2 separate regions of the Homo sapiens genome follow, and region 2 is linked to region 1. A link is a loop called in an ENCODE intact Hi-C map of the cell type or tissue named here. Cell type or tissue: CD4-positive, alpha-beta T cell. All regions are shown on one strand. Each heading gives the region's core, and the rest is flanking DNA. Links, peaks and the distances in the headings are about the cores only. Region 1 has its middle 13 kb from the start of CCR4. Region 2 overlaps GLB1 (galactosidase beta 1).

What was found. A loop is a pair of places that touch in the nucleus more often than their neighbours do. Peaks named below come from ENCODE experiments on the same cell type or tissue, not always from the same donor. Only the 100,000 strongest peaks of a DNase experiment are listed, where the experiment ranks them.
Region 2: it touches region 1 in a loop (2.0-fold over the local background); 3 of 110 quality-filtered maps call a loop at or near these places.

The regions. Positions count from the first base shown.
Region 1 is chr3:32,958,351-32,970,442 of GRCh38, reverse strand. It overlaps a transcript of GLB1 not described here. Among named protein-coding and RNA genes, the nearest start is that of CCR4, 13 kb to the right of the region's middle. In CD4-positive, alpha-beta T cell, for the core only: no CTCF peak of the experiment used is centred there; a DNase peak (open chromatin) is centred at 6,372; H3K27ac peaks cover 229 bases.
Region 2 is chr3:33,038,782-33,050,873 of GRCh38, reverse strand. GLB1 (galactosidase beta 1) reads left to right here. Exons shown (of 16, transcript NM_000404.4): 10 at 4,642-4,754. Among named protein-coding and RNA genes, the nearest start is that of GLB1, 52 kb to the left of the region's middle. In CD4-positive, alpha-beta T cell, for the core only: no CTCF peak of the experiment used is centred there; a DNase peak (open chromatin) is centred at 2,873; H3K4me3 peaks cover 680 bases; H3K27ac peaks cover 985 bases.

The DNA.
Region 1 (12,092 bases), core at 3,615-8,614:
CTTTTTAAAGTTAGTTTTTCTAGTTTACAGAGATTACCTTTAATCTGACTTATAATGGGGGGTGGCCGGCTGAACAAAATCTCATAGGGCAAATACCCAGTTTGTTAGGTGGGGGTGCACCTGACTCGGAGGAGGACCATGGGCAAGACCTTGATTCCACCGTGAGTTTCTTGACAAAATTTCTTCAGCAGCCGTTTGAGTGTTCGGTTCATGCACTCCACTTTACCTGAGCTCTGCAGCCTGTAGGCTGTCTGTAATTTCCACTTTATTTTTAATAGTCAAGTTAAGTCCTGAACTATTTCAGCCACAAATGTTGGTTCATTGTCTGATCTTAGAGTTAGAGGCAGTCCAAATCTGGGAATAATGTCTCTTAACACCTTGGTCACCTCTAGTGCCTTCTCTGTCCAGGTGGGGAAGGCCATGACCTATCCTGAAAAGGTGCAAATGAACACCAACATGTACTGATAGCCTCCCTCTCAGGGCAATTCGGTGAAGTCCATAAGCAGTTTTTCACAGGGCATGGCTCCTGTTTCCTGAACTCCCGGGGGCCAAGTAGGCCCTTGTGGTGGATTGTTCTGAGTGCAAGTTAAACACTGTTTGTTTACAAACGGCTCGAGTAATAGCAGTGAGTCATGGCACATGGAAATGATGCCTTAATGATGTCTTTAGTGCTGTTTTTTCCATGTGAGTTCCTTGGTGGAACTCTTTTACAGATCTGGGGGCCACCATTTCAGGTATGGCTAGCCTCCCACTGGAGAATTTTTACCATCCTCCTTCAATGTAGTTCTTATTTTCCTGGGAAAACCAAGCCTTTTCATTTGGAGTGTAGCTTGGGATCTCCGGGAGGGGAATCTCCAGGAGGAGAAGCATAGCTAAGGCTTCTTCTTTAGAAGGTGGAGTTGTCATTGCAGCCTGCTTTGCCTCTTTGTCTGCCTTTCTATTTTCTTTAGCCTTTAGTGTTCTTGCTTTTTGGTGCCCCTTGCAGTGCATCACTGCCACCTCTTTTGGGGCCCATACAGCATTTAAGAGCTGTAGAATTTCTTCCTTGTTACTTTATTTCTTTACTTCCAGCGGTTAAAAGTCTTTTTTTCTTTATAAATAGCCTCATGAACATGCAAAGTGGCAGAAGCATATTTGGAATCTGTGTAAATATTTGTCTTTTGGCCTTTTGCTAGCCAGAGAGCTCTTGTCAGAGCTATTAGCTCTGCTTTCTAAGCAGAAGTTTCTGTAGGCAAAGACTGCACCTCTGCTACTGAGTCCAAAGTCACCACTGCATACCCAGCACGACGGACTCCCTTTAGTATGAAACTGCTTCCATCAGTAAAATATTCAATGTCCGGGTCTCCAAGGGGCCGATGTGTCAAATCTCTCCGGCTTGAGAACACTCTATCTACCACATCCACACAGCAATGAAGGGGGCCTCCTGGGACTGACTTGATGAGGAGCTAAGGTTTAGGGTATTCACAGTTTTTAAAGTCAGTGTATTAGCTGCCCATGCCAGTAGGGCAGTGGCAGCTAGTGCTTTAAAACAAGGAGGCCATCCAAGTGCCATAGAATCTAATTGCCTGGATAAGTATGTCACTGGGCGATGCCATGACTTTATGGCTTGAGTTAGAACCTCTATGGCCTCCCTTTCATTTGTGGACATACAAGAAGAAAAGCTTAGTTAGTTAGATCTGGCGGTCCTAAAGCTGGGGCCTGAGTCAAGGCTTCTTTGATTTCTTTAAAAGCCTTCTCCTGGTTGGCCTCCTAGAGGAGGGGCTCCTTCTTTCCTCTTCTTTGTGACTTCATGTAATGGCTTAGCCATGAGCAAGAAATTTGGGATCTAAATGCAGCAGAACCTTGCTGCCCTTAGGAACTCTCTTATTTGACACCAGGTGGTTGGAGTAGGAAGTGCACAAACAGCCTGCTTTTGTTCACTACTAAGCCATCTTTTCTCTTGGCTTATATAAAAGCTTAAATGCTGGACACTTTTAGAGCAGATTTGAGCTTTTTTTTTCTTGACACTTTATACCCTGCCTTCCACAGCAGGTGCAGGGGGTCTTGGGTTTCTCCTGGGTGCAGTAGCCCTTGACCAGTGTTTTTTTTCATACCATGGCCTTGACCATTCTCCTTATTCTTTTGACATTTATCCTTCCAATGTCCTTTCCTTTTGCACCATGCACATTAATCTGTCTCTGGCCTTGGCTGGTTTTTAAACTCCTGTCCAGACCAGCCTTTTCCAAGACTGCATTCACGCCCATGTCCATGCCTCCTTGCAAAGCCAGCTTCTCTTCCCGTAAGGGCTGCTGCTAGTAAATTAACCTTTCTTATGCTTCCAATCAGCCTCCTTCTTTGCCTCCTGATCTCGGTTAATGTACATCTTGGTAGCCACTTTCACTTTGTTAGTGGGGACACGAAGTTCATCCAAATTGAAAAGCCACTCCTGCCGCCCTCAGCCTCTCTGAGTTGGATTAGTGGTCATTCCCCGGGAGGTGATCAAGCTCCCCTTTGTCCTTATGGGACAGGCTTCCCTGCCTTGGGCCCTTGCTCCTTACCGTGGTTCCTGAAGAGCTGGTATTGTCCTGCAGCCCCACCCCCAGTTCCGTTCCGCTACCAGGCAGGGTGCTGGGATGCAGGGAGAGCTGGTTTCCATCCAGGTGAAACTCCCCCGTGGTGCACCTTGGATGCCAGGTCTCCCCTGGCCCTGAGGCTCTAGTCCCGCAGACAAAGGAGACAGTAAATCTGTTGTCTCCATTCATGGGCGAGCTCCCAGAAATGTAGCAGGATTTTAAGGAATCAGAGAGACCGATGGGGTTCAGGAGGATATTTATTAATTATTTAGGTGCACCAGCCCAGTCAGATTAACATCCAAAGGACTGAGCCCCATCAAAGGGTTAAGTTACCTTTTAAGCATTTTGTGGGTAGAGGGAGATATATAATTCACATACCATCTTGAACCTCCACCTCCCAGGTTCAAGCAACTCTCCTGCCTCAGCCTCCCTAGTAGCTGGGATTATAGGCACACACCACCATGCCTGACTAATTTTTGTATTTTTAGTAGAGACGAGGTTTCACCATGTTGGCCAGGCTGGTCTCTAACTCCTGACCTCAGGTGATCTTCCTGTCTTGGCCTCCCAAAGTAGAAGCAATTGTTTTTTGTATGTTGATCTGGTATCCTGCAACCTGCTGAACTCACTTATTAGCTCTAATAGTTTTATAGTGGATTTCTTAGAATTTTCTGCATATAAGATCACATCATCTACAAAAAGATAATTTTGCTTCTTCCTTTTCAATCTCTATCCCTTTTATTTCTTTTTCTTGCTGATTTTTGTCCTGATGAGAACTTCCAATACAATATGAATACAAATGGAAGAGCAGACATCCTAGTCTTGTTCCTGATCCTGGGGAGAAAGCAGTCCATCTTGCACCATTAAGTATTGTATTAGTTCATTCTCATGCTGCTAATAAGGACATACCAGAGACCGGGTAATTTATAAAGGAAAGAAATCTAATGGACTCACAGTTCCACATGGCTGGGGAGGCCTCACAATCATGGCAGGAGGCAAGGAGGAGCAAAGGCACGTCTTACATGGCAGCAGGCAAGACAGCGTATGCAGGGGAACTGTCCTTTATAAAACCATCAGATCTTGCGAGACTTATTCACTATCATGAGAACAACATGGGAAAACCCACTGCCATGATTAAATTACCTCCCACCGGGTCCCTCCCAAGACACATGGGGATTATGGGAGCTACAATTCAAGATGAGATTTGGGTGGGGACACAGCCAAACCATATCATTCTGCCCCAGCCCCTCCCAAATCTCATGTCCTTCCATTTCAAAGCCAATCATGCCTTTTCAACAGTCCCCTAAAGTCTTAACTCATTCCATCATTAATGCAAAAGTCCAAGTCCAAAGTCTCATCTGAAACAAGGCAACTCCCTTCTTACCTATGGGCCTGTAAAATCAGAAGCAAGTTAGTTACTTCCTAGATACAATGGGGTTACAGGCATTGGGTAAATACAGCTGCTCCAAATGGGAGAAATCGGCCAAAACAAAGGGGCTACAGGCTCCATGCAAGTCCAAAACCCAATAGGGCAGTCAGTAAACCTTAAAGTTCCAAAATGATCTCCTTTAACTCCATGTCTCACATCCAGGTCATGGTGATGCAAGAGATGGGCTCCTACAGCCTTGGGAAGCTCCGCCCCTGTGGCTTTGCAGGGTATAGCCCGCTCCCAGCTGGTTTAACGGGCTGACACTGTCTGCAGTTTTTTCAGGTACACAGTGCAAGCTGTTGGTGGATCTACCATTCTAGGGTCTGGAGGACAGTGGCCCTCTTCTCACAGCTCCACTAGGCAATACAGCAGTGGAGACTTTGTGTAGGGGCTCCAACCCCACCTTCCCTTCTGCACTACAGAGATTCTCCATGAGGGCCTCACCACTGCAGCAAACTTCTGCCTGGACATCCCAGCGTTTCCATACATCTTCTGAAATCTAGGCAGAGGTTCCCAAACCTCAATTCTTGACTTCTGTGCACCTGCAGTCTCAACACAACATGGAACCTGCCAAGGATTGGGGCTTGCACTCTCTGAAGCCACAGCCCCAGCTATACCTTGGCCCCTTTTAGCCATGGCTGGAGTGGCTGGGACACAGGGCACCAAGTCCTTAAGCTGTACACTGCAGGGGGGCCCTGGACCTGGCCCAGGAAACCATTTTTCCCTCCTAGGCCTCCAGGCCTGTAATGGCAGGGGCTGACACAAAGGTCTCTGATATCCCCTGAAGACATTTTCCACATTATCTTAGTGAAGAATATTCAGCTTCTTGTTACTTAGCAAATTTCTGCAGCAGGCTTGGAGTTCTTCCCAGAAAATGTTTTTTTTTTCTTTTCTATTAAATCATCAGTCGGCAAATTTTCCAAATTTTTATTCTCTGCTTCCTCTTGAACACTTTGCTGCTCGGAAATTTCTTCCACCAGATACCCTAAATTATCTCTCTCAAGTTCAATGTTCCATAGATCTCTAGGCCAGGAGCAAAATGCCACCAGTCTCTTTGCTAAAGTATAACAAGAGTCACCTTTGCTCCAGTCCCCAAGAACTTCCTTATTTCCATCTGAGACCACCTCAATCTGGGCTTTATTGTCCATATCACTATCAGCATTTTGATCTAAGCCATTCAACAAGTCTCCAGGAAGTTCCAAACTTTCCCACATCTTCCTGTCTTCTTCTGAGCCCTCCAAACTGTTCCAACCTCTGCCTGTTACCCAGTTCCAAAGTCGCTTCCACATTTTCAGGTATCTTTACAGCAGTGCTCCACTACCTGGTACCAATTTACTGTATTAGTCTGTTCTCATGCTGCTAATAAGGATATACCTGAGACTGGGTAATTTATAAAGGAAAGAGGTTTCACAGACTCAGTTCCACATGGCTAGGGAGGCCTCACAATCATGGTGGAAGGTGAAAAAGGAGCAAAGGCACATCTTACATGACAGCAGGCAAGAGAGTGTGTGCGGGGAACTGCCCTTTATAAAACCATCAGATCTCATGAGACTTATTCACTATCACAAGAACAGCATGGGAAAAACCTAACCTCATGATTCAAAGTACCTCCCACTGGGTCCCTCCCATGACACGTGGGGATTGTGGGAGCTACAGTTCAAGATGAGATTTGGGTGGGGACACAGCCAAATCATATCAACTGTGATGTTACCAACATTCTTGAACAAGTCGTTTTATGGACCAAAGTTTTCATTTCTCTTGGATCAATACCTAGGTGTAGAATTATTGGATCATAAAATAGGTACATGTTCAACTTTACACAGAGTTGTCTAACAGTTTTTCAAAGTGGCATTTGTACCTAGACATCAATCAGACTTCTGTTGTTATATATTGCCTATCACATTTCAATTAGTTTTGGAAAACAGGAAGATCCCCAAACTGTGAACTTTTTACTGCACCTTAATTGGAAGTCTTTCTAGTAATAGAATGAACAGATCTGTAACCCTCAAGAAGTTCTTAAGGACTCAGATTAGAAATAACTCTTGTATTTACAACTCAAATCCATTCCCTCATATATTTACCCTTTGTCCACTGCACGAACTCCCTCAAATTCTTCCCTGGTCATTCCATGAAGAGGAGCCCAACTAGACCACACAATGCTCCATGTGAACCATCGTTCACTTTATTTGTGTGTGACATTTTTCTTGTGACATCAAAACAATTAGGAGGAAGCTCCCTAACCAAGGTAACCATGGAGAGGTGGTTGTACAGTCTAGTCTTGGTGCAGATCTTTTTCCTGCCTGCTCGCCTCCAATGATAGTCTGTTTATATCAAGCATGATCAAAAGAATTCAAACATTCTGCAGGCTCCAGCATGCTATCTTGTACCTATCTCATACCATAAACTCAGTTATTCATCCTCAGGACTGACGTCAGCATCTTCTTCAAAGCACTGCACATCTCTGTGGGCAGGTGTTACATCAGGATGACATCCGCATGCTCAAGTCACCTGGGAGCCCTATGTTCTAGAGTATCTCTGTGTGGTTTATTTTAGTCAGTTCTCCATCATCATAAAGTTCTCCTTTTTTTCCTAAAATGGAAATATTGCTATTGCTTTGGCAGATTATGAAAGTAATGCATGTTTGCTTAAAGAAATAAAGAAGCCTAGAACATACAAAGCATAATTTTTTCCTCTATAAAATGGCTAACAGTTTGGGGTTTATACTTACAGGTTTTCAAAATGCACTTAAGATATTATGGACATTTGTGAATGGTATAGGTATATAGCTGAAAGTTATTCTTTTTAATGGCACCATATTTCATAGTATATGTTAATTTACTTATTATTAAGCATTTCAACCATATAGAAAAGTACCAAGAATAATGTAACAAACATCCATGTGCCACTTGGTAATTTGAAAAAAGTTCAATTGCATTTAACTGCAACCAGATGACCCTGTTTATCATTTGTCTTTTGACTTTTTCTTTGGGGATGTTTTTGTCATGCATATTTTTAATTCACATAGTTGAATTTATTAATCTTTTCCTTCATGGCTTCTGAATTTTGAGTTATTTTTAGAAAGGCTTTGCCTGCTGCACAAATTGTGAAGAAATTGTCCCATGTTTCCTTTTAGAACTTCTATTTTTCCAATTTTTACATTTAAATATTTTTTTTCTGTTTGGAATTTAACTATGTGTAGTGTGACATATGAATCAAGCTTAATTTTTTTTCCAGATGCCAATACATTTGGCCCACTTCTGAATAAATAGTTTATTGTATTCCTCCTTTGATTTAAGTTGCCATCTTTAATATGCACTAAATTCTCACTTGTATTTTGATCTCATACTAAACTAGATTTCCCATTCTGTTTCACTTGACTTTCTGCAACATTGCTGTATATTTTAATTAGCTAATTAATTTAACATACATATTAATTTATAATATGCGTATCCTCATTGCTCTTCTTTTTCAGAGTGGTCCTGGCTATTTTTTGTTGTTGTTCATTCTTATGTAAGCTTTTAAATCGGTGTATGTAATTTATAAAAGGCTATTAATATGTCTTGAAGAATAACATTGTATTTAATAATTTAACTGAAAAGAACTGGTGTTTTTTATGCCATTGAGCTTGCTTGTATAAGGCCTTTTCTGGCCTAGTGCTGGAATAGTGTTTTAGACTAAGTTGTTCCCATATATTTTCTATCTATTTCATACTATGTATAGATAATATATATTTTAATTATTATTTATTTCTATTCTCTTTCATAATGTGGGTCTGTTATCCCACATCTCCTGATTGTTATTTGTAAATATAAATGTAATTGAGTTTGATGTATTAACATCTTCCCTTATTAACTTGCATAATTATCTTATTGTTAATAATAGTTTTTCAGGTAATTCTCTTGGGTGTTCCAATTATTCAACAGTATTATTGGAACTAGAAATATTTTCCCTTCCCCTTTCCAATTTTTTAAATAAACTTGTATTTTAGAACAGTTTTAGATTTCCAAAAAACTGGTGAAGATGGCACAGAAAGTTCCCATTTACTGCACATCACATTTCCCCTGTTATTAACACCATACATTAGAAAGCTACATTTGCTATACTTACTGAACCAATACTGATACATTATTATTAACTAACGTCCATTCTTTTTGGACATGTTTCCTTAATGTTTAGCTAATGTCCTTTTTCTGATCCAGAACTAATGACATGTAGTTGTCTCCTTAGGCTCCCCTTGGCTGTGACAGCTTCTCAGACTCTCTTTTTTTTTTAATATGTAGTCTCACTCTGTCGCCCAGGCTGAAGTGCAATGACGTGACCTCAGCTCATTGCAACCTCCGCCTCCTGGGTTTAATCGATTCTCCTACCTTGGCCTCCTAAGTAGCTGGGACTACCAGCACGCACCACCATGCCCAGCTAATTTTTGTATTTTTAGTAGACGGGGTTTCGCCATGTTGGCCAGGCTGGTCTCAAACCCCTGACCTCCAGTGATCCGCCTGCCTTGGCCTCCCAAAGTACCGGGATTACAGGCATGAGCCACTGCCAATTTCTATACCTCTACTTTATTCCCCTTATCTTGTGGAGCTGGTACCTCCAGGGCAATGTTATATAGAAGTGGTGATCACAGGCGTTCCTTCCTATTTTTAGCTAGCTGGAATGCCTCTGGAGTGGCCCATGATGCCTTTTCAGCTGAGATAGACATATTTTATCATGATAATGAAATCTTTTCTGTATTTTCCTATATTTCTCTAGTATTCCTCTCCAGATTACAGTCAATGGTGTCATTTTTCTCAGTATTTGTCTTTGCATTGTTTAATGTGCTTATGTTTGTGTTTCTGCCTAGGACGAAGGCGATGGCAGCAGTTTTCCAGGCTAGCTGTCTTCACAACCCGATGGCTCTCTTCTTTTCTGCTGCCACAGAGACTGACTGTCTGCCTCCTGCAAATTTGAAATTTGGCAAACCTGCCTCCTCTGCTTCTCAGAACCAAACTGGGGCCAGGAGAACTTCTGACCCAAGTGTTGATCACCTCTCTTCCTGCACCTCACTGTGCACCCTCTGCTCAGGAAATGCCTTTGGCGTGTTGCTGACGTCTGTCCCTGCTCCATCTCTTACCACCCTGCACTTCACCCTTTCCCACACAGGTTTCACCTGATCTCAGCTGCTTTGGGCAGACCATCCAGGTATTTTGGAGTCTGAAAAGGATCTCTGTCTCTAAGTCTGGTGCAAATGGAGTTTGGGGGTTTTAAAATTCATTCTTCTTGCTGCTGTTTCACAATTTCTCAGAAAAGGTGAAAATGCAGACTTTGGCAGTTATGTTCAATATGAAAAGTCTTAATAAAGTAATTTTTGACCTAAAGCCCACCAGTATTTCTGGAACAATTCAGTCAATCTTTGAACTTGGTCACATAAAGTCTTATTAGAAACACAACGGGGATTTTGGAGACAGGACTAGTGAACTTTGTGTAGTTAAATAGAAACTTGAATTGCCAGTGTAGAGTACTTGATTAAGAGATAAGGAAATCCACTCATTCAGTAAAAAATAATTGAGTTTTGTGCTAGCAATTTTACTAGGCAGTTAGGTGGTGGGTATTTTTGGTGGAGTGAGTCTAATTCATGATTAAAATATTGTTTCTCCTGAACCTCAATTTCTTGGAGTAATAAAATCAACCTTATCTACTTTAAGAAGAGGGTAAAATGAGTGTCAATATATAAAAGCACTTGGATTTCTGATTTTATGAAAGGGGAATTTGGAGCTATTGTAAGCTTTCAAGCGGTAAAGTATTATGACCACAAAAAGTGGGTGGAGTTTATGTCTGGTTCATTTGAGTCAAGAAAGGCTGGAGATGGAGTGGACAATCTCTGACTGGATGTAGGGTACAGGATATAGAATGACAGGTGGTTGTGGCATGACCAAGGGTAGAGATGGGCTGTAACGATAACAGGAATAAGGTGTATAGGGAAAGATGCCTCAGGGCTTGAGACACGCAAATTATGGGGCCAAAGTGAGACTGACTAAAGGAAAATAGAGGAGCCAACTGTTAAGTGAGGTTGATGGTTGGAAGGCAATTAATGAAGCACATCCCTGATGCAAAGATTATGTCTCCTCATTTTCCCGCTCCTAGGTCAGTTTCCATTTACGTTAGGTGTTCTCTTGTCCCCAGTTTGATCAGAAAGTCCTTGTTTTAGATTGGGATTCTGGAAGCTTGCTCTGAGGCTCTGAGATTAGCATGCAGGAGATTTAGTAGGGAGTCCTCTTGGAAACCACACCTGTAAGGGCATAAACAAAGCAGACTGGGGCCGGGTGTGGTGGCTCACGCCTGTAATCCCAGCACTTTGGGAGGCCAAGGTGGGCAGACCACCTGAGGTCAGAAGTTTGAGACCAGCCTGGCCAACATGGTGAAACCCCATCTCTACTAAAAAATCCAAAAAATTAGCCAGGCTTAGTGGCGGGCACCTGTAATCCCAGCTACTCAGGAGGCTGATACAGGAGAATCGCTTGAACCCAGGAGGCAGAGGTTGCAGTGAGCCAAGATCACACCACTGCACTCCAGCCTGGGCAACAAGAGCAAAACTCTATCTCAAAAAAAAGAAAGAAAGAACGCAGATTGGACAGTGGGAAAAGTTGAACTGCAACACAGTTGCAACAGAGGCCTCCACTAATCTTATGGGAGCTCTGGAGTAGCAATGGCCCTTCAGAGTTATCCCAAATCTAGGCAAGGGGCAAGTGCTTGTATCTCCTCATTATCCAGTCACTGAATATGAGCTGCCCCCAGGGAGGACGATTCCTGAAGGGAGACCAGCTGAGAGCTATCAGGGCCAACATTCCTGACGACTAGTAGAGTGAGTGCTTCAGTCCTGAACTGGTGGGTGTGTGGACAGCGCCCCTTAACCCCCTGACAGTCTCAAGCCCAGAGCAGGATGGCAGCTGACTCAGTCCATAACTCAAGGCTGCTGCCTCTTAGGTCTGTACTTTTCTTTGGTCTCACCTTTCCCTACTTTGCTCCACTGCCCCACTCCCATGCACTTTAACTACAAGAAAACCCTACTACTACCCCCTGACCACACAGTGCTCTCTTAACACCACTGTGCCTTTTCAGATGCTATTTCATCAGGCTGGGGAGTCCTTTCTCCCTTCCCTTCATCAAAATCATGCCTCTCCTACAAGGTCTACTTCAAAAGCTAATCATATTATGAGAATTTAAAATTTAATCAATTTCTCCTTCCTCTGGAGTCCCAAAGAATCTTTCTTGTGGCTCTATTATCATACTTGTCTTGCTTGCAGTCTAGTTAATCCTGCGTTTGTGTTTCCTTTATCAGATTGTGAATTCCATGAGTGGCAGAACTTACTTCTTTAACTCTTTATTATTTCCATAAACTAGCATTCTGCTTGGCACAAAATAGGCAACTATTTCAATAGAAATCGTTCCAAATTGTTAGGAGAGTTCCTTGCAAATAATCTCCCTAAAGGTCTAAAGACCCTTTGGCTTCACCCTGTATTATTCCTTCTCATGAGAAGCAGATGAAATTAATTTACTTATTCAATAGAATTTGAGAAACTACTGTGGGACAGATATTGCCTGGACTAGTTCCTATTACTCGTTATTGTTGTTGAGGTAAAATTCACATAATATAAAATGAACCATTTTAAAATGTACAATTAAATAGCATTTAGTATATTCACAATATTGTGCAACCCACCCTTCCAACTCGTTCCAAAACATTTACATCACCCCAAAAGCAAACCCACTTCTATTGTTCCTGAGCAAATTACACCTAGGCTAGGTATGTTGCAACAAGAAAGACATGAGTCTAATGTCTGAAAATTTACAGTTAAACCAATCTTTGTTTAGAAATCATGCTGGCTTGTTGGGTGCAGTGGCTCACACCTATAATCCCAGTACTTTGGGAGGCCGAGGCAGGCGGATCACCTGAAGTCAGGAGTTCGAGACCAGCCTGGCCAACATGGTGAAAGCCTGTCTCTACTAAAAATACAAAAATTAGCCAGGTGTGGTGGTGCATGCCTGTAATCCCAGCTACTCGGGAGGCTGAGGCAGGAAAATCGCTTGAACCTTAAAGGCGGAGGTTGCAGTGAGCCGAGATCACACCATGGCAC
Region 2 (12,092 bases), core at 176-5,175, 84 kb before region 1:
CTTCAGTCACAGTCTATAACTGTAGCTTATTTGTTCAAATATTCTACTGTGGTCTCTTTCTTTTAACGTTTTGTTTTGTTGAGGTATAATTCACAAACCATAAAATTGACAATTTTTAAGTATATGATGCAGTGGTATTTACTGTATTCACAAAGTTGTGTAACCATTACCATTATCTAATTCAGAAACATTTTATCACCCCAAAAAGAAACTCCATACCCATTAGCATTCATTCCACACTCTCCCTCCTCTCAGCCCCTGGAAATAATATACTTTCTGTCCCTGTGGGTTTGCCAATTCTGAACATTTCGTATAAGTGAACCACATATATACACCTGTATGACTTCTTTCATTTAGCCCAATGTGTTCAACGCTCATCCACGTTGTTGCACGTACTAGTGCTTCATTCCTTTTTATTGCTGAATAGTATTCCCTTGTGTGGATGTACAGTATTTTATTTATCCATTCATTGGTTGATGGACATTTGGGTTATTTGCACATTTTGGTTATAGTGTTGCTTTGAACATTGATGTACAAGGATTTGTTTGAATTCCTGTTTCAGTTCCTTTGGGTGTATACCAAGAAGTGGAACGGCTGTGTCATATGGTAACTCTATGTTTAGAGTTTCAGGAACTGCCATAGTGTTTCCCAAAAAGGCCACACCACTTTACATTTCTGTATTTTTTTGTGTAGGAAAAATTATGACAAAATTTTTCTGTAACGTCTTTGATTTTTGTTGTTTTTTTGCAAAGACAGATGATGCTGTACTGGCTTTTCGCTAAGCTTCATTTCCCACCTGTCTCTTTATTTGCATTTTTCTCTCTGAATCATGGAGGATGCCCAGCTGTTGAGTTTTGAAGGCTTAGTTTGGGCCTAAATCTCTCAGGATCTGAAATTGGATACTATCAGCTCTTAATGAAGTTTCTCCTTTGAACTGCTATCTTTTTTGCAGGCTGAGATGGGCTAGGAGAAGACATCGCTTACAAGCATTATCAATTTTAATACTATTAGTAGAGCCAAGAAATGAAGATATTGCAAAACTCAAATGTCACTGCATATAAGATAATAGTGTGCCTGGGGCGTGTCTGGGTGGGTGAGGGGAGGGAGAGCATCAGGATGAATAGCTAATGCATGCAGGGCTTAATACCTAGGTGACCAGGCTGGGTGCGGTGGCTCACGCCTGTAATCCCGGCACTTTGGGAGGCTGAGGTGCGTGGATCACGAGGTCAGGAGTTTGAGACCAGCCTGGCCAACATGGTGAAACCTTGTCTCTACTAAAGATACAAAAAATTAGCTGGTTGTGGTGGCGCTCACCTGTAATCCCAGCTACTCGGGAGACTGAGGCAGGAGAATCACTTGAACCCAGGTGGTGGAGGTTGCAGTGAGCTGAGATCGTGCCATTGCACTCCAGCCTGGGTGACAGGGTGAGACTTTGTCTCAAAAATAAAATAAAATAAATACCTAAGTGACCAGTTGATAGGTGTGGCAAACCACCATGGCACACGTTTACCTATGTAACAAACCTACACGTCCTGCACATATATCCCGGAACTTAAATTAAATTAAAAAAAAGGAAAAGATAATAGTGTGCCAAGGTTGGTCACTGATATTTTAGATAATCCCTCTGTGTTCATCTTATGAGAAACAGTTGAGACCTGGTGGGTGCCTTTTTCACTTAGTAGATGGGGATTCCCCCTAGCTGCCATTGATGGGATCGGGACCAATCATCCGATCCAGGAAAAAAGGCATCGTTTTTGGAACTTTATGGTTCATGACACAATTTTTTAAAAATCTTACTGTTATACTTAAAATAACACATTCATCTTAAAAAAAAATTGGACATTATAGAAACTGTCAGAACATAAATGTTGTCCTTAATCCTCTCTCCTGCCCCTCCCTCTGCCATAATCCATAGAATTCCCCTTTCTTCCTCTGTTGCCTTATTTAGCCTGCATATTAGCCTCATCTTAATTAGAGATTATCAGCACCACTTTTCAGATAAGAATAGCTGAATACAAAAAAAAGTCCACACGTTTTCTGTTCAGCTGGCAAGGGGTGAAGCTTGGACTGGAACTCAGGTGGTGGTGAGCCAGAGTCACTGCGCTTTGGATCACCCTTTGCACCCTGGAGCCCCTGAGCCAGCCCCCACACCCACCCCACTGTGTTCTGCCAAGCCTCCCTGAAGCTGCTTTTTGCCCTGTCTCTTTGAGGAAGTGAGAGAAGGCCAGTCTGTACTTAGCAGCTGTTCTTCAGGCCAGCTTCCTAGAGGAGAGCAGGGAGAGAAAGGCATCAGGAGTGGGGAGTTCACTGCCCATCCCACCCACAGGAACATGCACCTGCCTGTGCAGGTGTGTGTCTCCTTCCTCCACACCTGTGTGTGTCCACAGCTGTGTGATGGCTGCCTACAGGGTCCAGGCGCTCCTGTACTTCTCACACAATGTGGAATGTTGATGAATGCAAAGTCTCACCATTTCTTTCACCTTCCCACCTCACACCCTCTTAAGTGGCCAGAGGAGGCTTGAATCTGCACCATTTCTCTGCGATGCTGCCCTTTGGTGGTCTAAAAACACCCAAAGTAAGATTCTGCCAGTAGAACTAGAACAAATACTTAGTCTTCCAATCCATCCTTAAACCCACTGGACAGCTTCCCAGCCTGGGCTCCCTCGGCCTGTAAAGTGTGCTTCTAGAGGTCACACTTTCCCAACTCAACCTGGCAACCCCCTCCATGCTGGGCTCTGGCTAAGGACTCAAGGGCAAGTGAGGCACAGTCTCTGCCCCTGAGGTGCAAGCAGTGTAGCATGGAGAGAGACATAACAAATAAGAAACACAGCACAGCATGGGTGACTACCACATTAGAAGCAGACGAGGGCCACAAAGAAGGTGAGTTCCTTGCAGCAACGGATGTGGGTTTTTTTTTTTCTTTGTGTCTCACAGGAAGGGATGTGTTTTAACCTATGAATCCCTTAAGGCAGGCAGACCTGTTGGCTGTGAGTTGTCTCTGATTAATAAGAAATGGGGGAAATGGTATGACTAGATCAGTTCAGTTGGTTGAGTGGTCCAGATCTTTCAAAGTTTAGATTCTGTGCAGAGAACTAATGAAAAAGTCTTTGGAGCTGACCTGCTTGATCTGATCCTCAGCCTTGCTCATCTGTCACCTCCACAACCAGTAGGTCACCCAAGGTGGCTCCATCATTGGTGAGCTGCATCCAAGGAATTTATTACTAATCCTAGGTAAACTATCATGTTTTGTGCCTCATTGATGTACAAATTAGGTTGGACAAAAGACTATTCCTAAAATAACTTCATTCTCACACACTTGCATTGCAATATGCTCTCTGAAGTAGAGGAGGAAGGCACAAAGCCTTGCTGGTCTATGGATGGCAGCATCAGCGTCACCTGGACACCTGTTAGAAATGCAGTTTCAGGCCCCACTCCAGACCTGCTGAATTAGAATCTCTGGGATGGGGCTTAGGAATCTGTTTTAACAAGCTCTCCATGTGACACTTAAGCATGGGTAAGTTTTTGAAGTACCACCCAATGTTGCAGACAACCTCATACCTGTGAACATCATCCCTGACAAGGTCGGGATCCTCTGGTCTAGACCCCGCCCCTTGCACAGTGACTGCAGGGGCATTTGTTTTTCTAGTCCTTTTGTATACTCAGTGTTGGCATTATCCATTGGTCTTTGTTGTAGGTCAAGTTCCCAGGGAAACAGACTCTGAGATTACCTGGTAGAAAGCTTATTGATTGTGCTCTCTGGAGCAATGCCTGTAGGATAGAGAGGGAGAAGTGGGGCTATGATGCAGCTTCACAAGTGGCCTCATCCAATCTTAGAGGGAGCTCTGCAGCTGGGTTGGCTGTTCGAGGCACATTGGTCAGTTGTTGGATGTGGGCTATCCCTGAGGGTTGTAACCTTGGGTGAGGCAGCTCAGCACAGGCCAGCACCCAGAGACGGACACATCTGAGAAATGTCAGCAGACAACAGCCCTAGCTGCTGGGAGAATGAGTGAGTGCCCTGGTTCTAAAGGGGGATCCAAGAGGTGCACCACAGCCCCATCGACAGTCTTTGTAGATGCAACAAAGGCCCTCGGATTATGTTTGAACCTCTGTGGCTGATGTGGGTCTGCTGTCATCTCCCGCTGTGTTTGGTTTAATAAGCCCTGGGTTTTCTGCTGATCCATGGCCTAGTCATCTGTGTCTTCACCACTGAGCTTTTCTCAGCCACAGCTTGAGGACGTGAAAAAGTTCAGAGTTGACAGGATTAACAGTCAGAGATGGGGGTCATATCATAAGCCCTGCCATTACTGCTTGTGAGGTGTTAGCAGATTTTTGTGGGGAGCTTCAGATTCCCTGCTTGTCCAGTGGGGGTGATACCTGCTAGAATCACAGCTGTGAGCTTCTGTAGAGAGTGGATGGAAAGAGTCCTTGGTAAACTCTAAGGTGCCTGGTAACTGCTACCTGTAGAAAGAAATTCCTTCCTCTAAACGTTGCATCCTGAGGGTCACGTCTGTGTCTCCCAACAAGTGGTTTTAATGTGTCTTCTAGTTTTCTCTCTCTACAGTGCTGAGCTCATGGATCCCAAAGAACTTGTCCCAGAGCTGCACCATCAGTAATAACTAGTGGCACATTTTTGTCTTCTAGGGGCCAACTCACCCTATGCAGCACAGCCCACCAGCTACGACTATGATGCCCCACTGAGTGAGGCTGGGGACCTCACTGAGAAGTATTTTGCTCTGCGAAACATCATCCAGAAGGTGGGTGCTTTGTATGAGCTGTGGTGGGCTGATCTTGGACAGAGCCTCTTTTGAACTCACTGTGGCTCTGTGGACAACTTCCTGCCTGGAGCCCTCCTGTTTAAAAGGATGGATGAAGGGAGGCATCAGCTAGACTTGGGTTTGCATCTTGTACCCACGTGGTTAAGAGTGAGTCTATGAGCAGATGCTTATAGGAGAGTAGGAGATATAAGACATGTATTTAAAAACTGCAATATATAATACAGTGTTAAATGCTACTTACAGATTCACTTCTTATATGGTGAGAATTCACCCGGGGAAATTTCTGTCTCCATTTTCTTCTCCTTCCAGGCCAGATTATCTTTCCAAAAGTTCAGGTGAGAGGTAGGGTGATGGGAGAGAATGCACAGATCCTCTTGAGACTATAGCCCCTATTAAGGCAGCATGGATATATGGGAGCCCCTATCCTTGAGACACAGCTAATGTACTTCAATATCAAAAGAGGTAAAGCTAAGCTCTGGTTTCTTTATTTAATGCATCATCTGAAAAAAGTAAGTTTCCAGTAACCAAAGTGTATAAGAATTATTTCTCACTAGAAAATAACTCCGTCCTTATTTGCAAGAGAGAAGAAGATAAACTATTTTCCTTTTTATGTGTGGCCCAATATACAGACTATGTGATTTCAGAATGAGGAACACCAGATTTTGAACCTGGACACTATTTCTTCAACCTTAAGCCAATTGTGTAAATTCCCTTTATATAAAAGTAGAGGTAGCCGTACTTACCTCACAGACTTGTACAGTTTAAAAATAAATGGCACTCAATAAATGTTTGTTTTCTTCTTTCATAGTCAAATAAATGAACAATAATTATTTATTTACCTAAAAAAAAAAAAGAGTGAGTCTATGAGCAAATCAGTCTACTGATTGTTAATTTGTAAAACTGGGATTACAGCATCTGGTTGTGCTGTAAAGCTTGAAAAGAACGTATGTAAGCCATCCAGGACAGTTCCTGACACATATATGTCTAATAAGTGGTAGCCGTTAACTATTATTTATCTTAAATGTAAGAAAATGTGTGTCTACTTAAATAGCTGATGTACATAGGAAAAAAAATCTTCAGATACTGTGAAGCATGGTGCAGATGTCAGCTGTCAGTGAAGCTTCATTTTTCTATTTGGAGCAAGTGATTGCTGTTTCTGGACTGCATCTGAACTGCTTAGTCCTGCTAGCGTTGTACCCTTTTGAGGCACCTAATGCACCTAGGTGGGGTTTCCTGTCTCTGCTGTGGGTTAAAAGAAAAAACCCACAGTTTTTATGCTCAGTCACCTGAGTTTTGAAGTTAAAAAAACAAAGGTTTTCTGCCTATAAATGGTATGGTTTTTTTTGTTTTAAGTATGATGTCGTTTTAATTTTAAGCATGTGTTAAAATGAATATTACAAATTTTTTAAATATAAAAAATACAATCTAGACTTACCACACTTATAATTTGTCCATTTCATCTAAATTTTCAAATGTATTGTTAAAATGTTGCTTATGTTATTCCTTTATTATGGGTTTAATCTCCACAGAATTTATAGTAATGTCTCCCAAGCTCTCCCTTGTATGTTTGTTCTGTTTTGAAGCTTTCTGTTCCTATCTTTATTATTTCCTTCCTTTATTTGAAGCTTAGCTTTTTAATGCAGCCTTTCTTCTTTTCTAATATAAATATTTAAGGTTATAAATTTCCTTCAAGTACTGCTGTGGCTTTATCTCGTAAGTTTTGATGTGCAATCTATTTCTTACTGTTTGCTTCTAAACATATCTATTTTGATTTCTCTTCACCATTGATATGTGTTTTTTAAATTACTGGAAATAAGTACTTTCCTGTTTTTTTGATTTCTAGTCTTTTTGCATTCTGGTTAGAGAATATAGTCTGTGATACCAATCCCTTGAAAGCTGCTGAGCCTAGTCTTAGAGCCTGACATACACCAATATTAATGGTCAATGTGCGCATAAAAAGAAAGTATATTTTACAGTTGTTGACTATATTCTACATACATGTTCATCAGATTAAGTTTATTAATGGTGCCATTGATATCTTTGATCTGCTTCCTAATTTTTTGTCAGTTCAGTCTACTATTTAGTGAGAGTTGTCCTCATGTATTTCCCTTTGTAGCTCTGCCAGTTCTGAGGTTATGTTATTAGGTGGGCAAATTGAGAATTACATCCTTCAGTACTTAATAGTAAAGGGATTATATAACCCTCTATTTCTAATAAGGCTTTTTGCCTGGAAGCCTTTTTTTTTTTTTTTTTTCTTTTTTTGGTCTGTTATTCATTAACACCATTTACCTGCATACTTTTGCTTGGTATTTTTCTGAGGTATCTTTCCCAATGCTGTAATTTCATCCTTTTTATATCCTTTGTTCTGTTTACATGTGTCCCTTATAAACAGGATATAATCGAATTTTTAAAATATCTAGTTTGAAATTTCTTGTCTTTTAACTGATATATTTATACATTCTCATTCATTGTACTTCTTGATATACATAGATGAATTTCAATTATCTTATTTTATAATTTCTATTCGTTTACCTTTTTGGCTCTTTCTTTCCCTTTATTGCTTTCTTTTAGATTGAGGTTTTTTGTTTTGTTTTGTTTTTTCCTCTTATTTCTTTCCCCCCTCTTCTACTTTGGAAGTTATTCACTGCATTCTAATTTTTTTAGTGGTTACCATTTAAGTGTGACATCTATACCCCCAGAAAAGAACAACTCGTAGTACACAGCTCAGTGAATTTAGGCAACGGGAGCGCAGCCCTGTGACAAACACATAGCTCCCCGGAAGCCCCTCTAATGTCCCTCTCTAGTCATTGACACACATACCCATTCCTGAGCTCACAGCTGTCCTCACCTCTATCACCAGAGATTCATTTTGCTCGTTTTTAGGCAGCAAGTTCCTACAATATACACTCCTGTGTCTGGCTGTCTTGTAATAGTTTAAAATTAATCAATATCTTTACTTTCTCCATATTGCATCCCTCTTTAACTTACTGTAACTCCAATTACAGCCCTCTTGATTTGTATGTTATTATTGTCATGTATTTTAATTCTCTGGGTTTAGTTTTCATGTATTTTAGTTCTCTCCTTAAAAAATAAAACCCATGGGGCATTACTACAATGGCTTCAGATAGTATTTCACTTGACCCACATAGTTCATTTATTGGCAAATGATTTAACAAACATTCATCAAGTACTCTGCATGCGCCAGGTTGCAGTTTTAGGTGCTTGGTGGCTGTAGGCTTTCCTGAAAAGGTGGAGCTCAAACAAAAATTTTAAGGTGGTGAGAGAGCCATGTGGCATATCTCCGCCTGGACAAGAGCATTCCAGGCAGAATGCAGCCAGTGAGAACTTGGGAAGGTATATGGCATTTTTAAAGACTAGCAAGGAGGCCAGTGTGGCTGGAGCCCAGTAAATGAAGGGGTAAGAAGTAGGAGAGGCTGTGCGCGGTGGCTCACGCCTGTAATCCAAGCGCTTTGGGAGGCCGAGGCGGGCGGATCACGAGGTCAGGAGATCGAGACCATCCTGGCTAACACAGTGAAACCCCGTCTCTACTAAAAAGACAAAAAATTAGCCGGGCATAGTGGCGGGCGCCTGTAGTCCCAGCTACTCCGGAGGCTGAGGCAGAAGAATGGCGTGAACCCGGGAGGTGGAGCTTGCAGTGAGCCGAGATCACGCCACTGCACTCCAGCCTGGGCGACAGAGCGAGACTTGGAAAAAAAAAAAAAAAAAAAGGAGGAGATGAGGGGTCAGGGATATAGATGGGGAACAGATCACATGGAGCATTACAGGCCATTATAAGACTTTGGCTTTTACTCTGAATGTAATGGGAATCCATTGAGGAGTTGAGCAGAGCCGTTGTTAAAGCATTCTATTAAAGCAGATTCCAGCTGCTGTGTTGAGATTAGACCCTGGGAGGTGCGGCAAGGGTAGAGTAGGAAGACCAGTTAGAAAGTTTTTGCAGCCATCTCAGTGAGAGGTGATTGTGGCTTATGAAGGTAGTAGGAACTAGGCAGTTTCAGAATATATTATGAAACTAGTGCTAATATAATTTTCAGATGGGGAGTATGAAAGAGAGGAGAGTCGGGTGACTCTAAAGTGTTTTAAATGGCAACTTGAAGGACAGAGTTACCATTTATGTGGGGGGAAGATCAGGAGTTCAGTTTTGGCTGTGCAAAGTTAGACTTGTCTAGTATATGTACTAGTGGAGATGTAGAGTAGGCAGTGGATATATGAATGCACAGCTTGAGACAAAGGTCTGGTACCTTTGTCCCAGGACCACACTTTTCTTTATCTTCTATTGCTTCTTCTGCCTGAAGTATATTCTTTAGAATTTCATTTAGTAAGCAAGTTATATTAATTCTTCTTTGTCTGAAAATTTTTTTTTCACCCTCATTTTCAAAATGCAGTTTTTCTTTTCTTTCTTTCTTTTTTTTTTTTTTTGAAGACAGGGTCTCACTCTGTTGTCCAGAATGAGTGCAGTGGTGAGATCTTGGCTCACTGCAACCTCTGCCTCCCAGCTTCAAGCGATTCTCCTGCCTCAGCCTCCCAAGCAGCTGGGATTACAGGCGTGCATCACCACACCTGGCTAATTTTTGTATTTTTAGTAGAGATGGGGTTTCACCATGTTGACCAGGCTGGTCTTGAACTTCTGACCTCAGATGATCCATCTGCCTCAGCCTCCCGAAGTGCTGGGATTACAGGTGTGAGCCACCATGCCCGGCCTCAAATTGTAGTTTTTCTAAACTGATAGTTTTCTCTCAGCATACTGACTTTGGGCTTTTATTGTTGCTGCTGAGAAGTCAGTTTACTGTACTCTGTCACTCTCTTGAAGATAATCTATCTTTCCTCTTGGACAGCTTCTGAGATTTTCTCTTTATATTTGACGCTGTATAGTTTCTCTGTGATGAATCTAAGTGTGACTTTCTTTTCGTTTATCCTGCTTGGTAGTTTTGGAACTTGTGGCTTGGTATCTTTTTTCACTAGTCCTAAAAAGTTTATGCCATTATGTCTTCAAATATTTATTTCTATTAGATAATTTGTTAGACCTTCTGATTCTAGCCTTCACAGCTCGTAATCTCTTTTTCTCTGTGCAGCATTCTGATTGTCTTGAAATATGTTCTTCAATTGTTGCTTTCTCTTTAGTAGCTATAAATTCTAAGATTAAAACCTTTCCATTGAATTATTAAATTATATTTTTCATTCTATAAGTTCACATTAGCAGTTCGAATTTTACTCAGCCATTTTTAAATTCTCTTGCTTTTTCCTTATGTATACATGTTCTTCTTTTATTTCTTTAAACATACTAGAGATACTTCTGTTATATATCTCTATTTGATCATTTCAGTATGCAGAGTCTTTCTTTGTCTCATTCTGCCTTTTGTTGTTTCTGTGACCTCTTGTTCATGGTGTCTTGTTTCTGCGTGTGTGTTGTGATTTTGACTGAGCTGAATTTCTTGGAACTTTTTGTTGTTGTTGTTGTTGTCATTGTTCTTAGAGACAGGGTTTCACTCTCGCCCAGGCTGAGTGCAGTGGTGCAGTCCTGGCTCACTGCAGCCTCAACCTCCCGGGCTCAAGTGATTCTCCTGCCACAGCCTCCTGAGGAGCTGGGACTACAGGCATGTGCCACCATGCCTAGCTAATTTATTTTTTATTTTTTTTTTGTAGAGCCAGGGTCTCACTATGTTGCCTAGGCTGGTATTGAACTCCTGGGCTCACTCATGGAACTTTTATCTTTAGGAATTATTTGAGATTTGGGGTGAATGTGGGTTCTTCCAGAGAGAATTAGCATTTGCTTCTGGCAGGTACCAGGGAACATTACGCCTTAAATTAAAATCTTAAATTGAGGGATTTTTTTTGTACTACAGAAGCAGTGTGAATTTTAGCTACAAAATATATCAGAGGGCTGACTGTGCATATGAATTTTCAAAGGAGATTTATTTTCTCCCTACCTATTGCCATGTAACAAAGTACCCCTAAACCTAGTAGCTCAACATAACAAATATTTATTATATCACAGTTTCTGAGGGTAAAGGATCTAGGAACAGCTTAGATAGATGTTATGTCTAAGCTACTCCTAGGGCTATTTTTTTATTTCTATCAGTTTATGCAGTCTTAAAAATCAGCATTTTCAAAATACCATTCCATATTTGTATGTATGACCTCCATCATTTCTTTTGAAAAATCACCTGTCACTGGTTTTCCTTTGATGGTATAGGTCTTTTTTTCTCTAGTGCTTTTAAGATTTCCTTTTCATCTTTGATTTTTAGGAATTTTCCTATGGTATGCCTATGCATAGTTTTCTTTATATACATCTTGTTTGAGGGTGTTTGAACTTCCTAAATCTATGGCATTATTTCTTTTGTGGATTTTAGAACATTCTTGGCTGTTATCTCATCCAATGTTATGTTTACTTCGTTCTCCCACCTTGCCTTTCAGAACACCAGTGATATGTGTGTTAGACGTTTTTTCCTGTGTTCTGTGTATCTCCTAAGCGCTTCCATTGTTTCTATCCTTTCCCCCGAACATATTTTAGTTTAGATTTTATTCTGACCTATCTTCTAGTTTATTAATCCTCTTTTCAACTGTCTGAGTGAAACCCATATTATAGACTCAATTTCAATGATTGCATTTGTCAGTTCTAGAGCTTCCATTAGATTTTAAAAATTGTTTCCAGTTCTCTGCTGAAATTCCTCATCTTCTTTTGTTGTATGTCTATTGGCATAATTTTAAGCTTTCTTCAGATTATTCCAATACCATGATGTCTTATGGGTCTGTTTCAATGGCTTTTTTTTCCTTTTTTTTTTTTTTTTTTTGAGACAGAGTCTTGCTCTGTTGCCCAGGCTGGAGTGCAGTGGTGTGATCTCAGCTCACCGCAACCTCCACCTCCTGGGTTTAAGTGATTCTCCTGCCTCAGCCTCCTGAGTAGCTGGGATTACAGCTGTGCACCACCACACCTGGCTGATTTTCATAGTTTTAGTAGAGATGGGGATTCACCATGTTGGTCAGGCTGGTCTTGAACTCCTGACCTCATGATCTGCCCACTTCGGCCTCCCAAAGTGCTGGGCTTAGAGGTATGAGCCACTACGCCCGGCCCTGGCTTTTTTTTCTATTCGTTTTTGATCAGATAGTGTTGTCTCCTATATGTTGGGTTTTTTCTCATCTAGAGGTCAATAAAACAAAAAAGAAAGAGATAATTTGGGTTATATATGTTTTTTCTTCCAAAAGAGATTTACTTTTACTTCTACCAGGCAGTTAGAGTAGACAGAGATCATCTTCATGCAATCAGGGATTAAGCTAATTTGAAAGTGGGCTTCTGTCTTC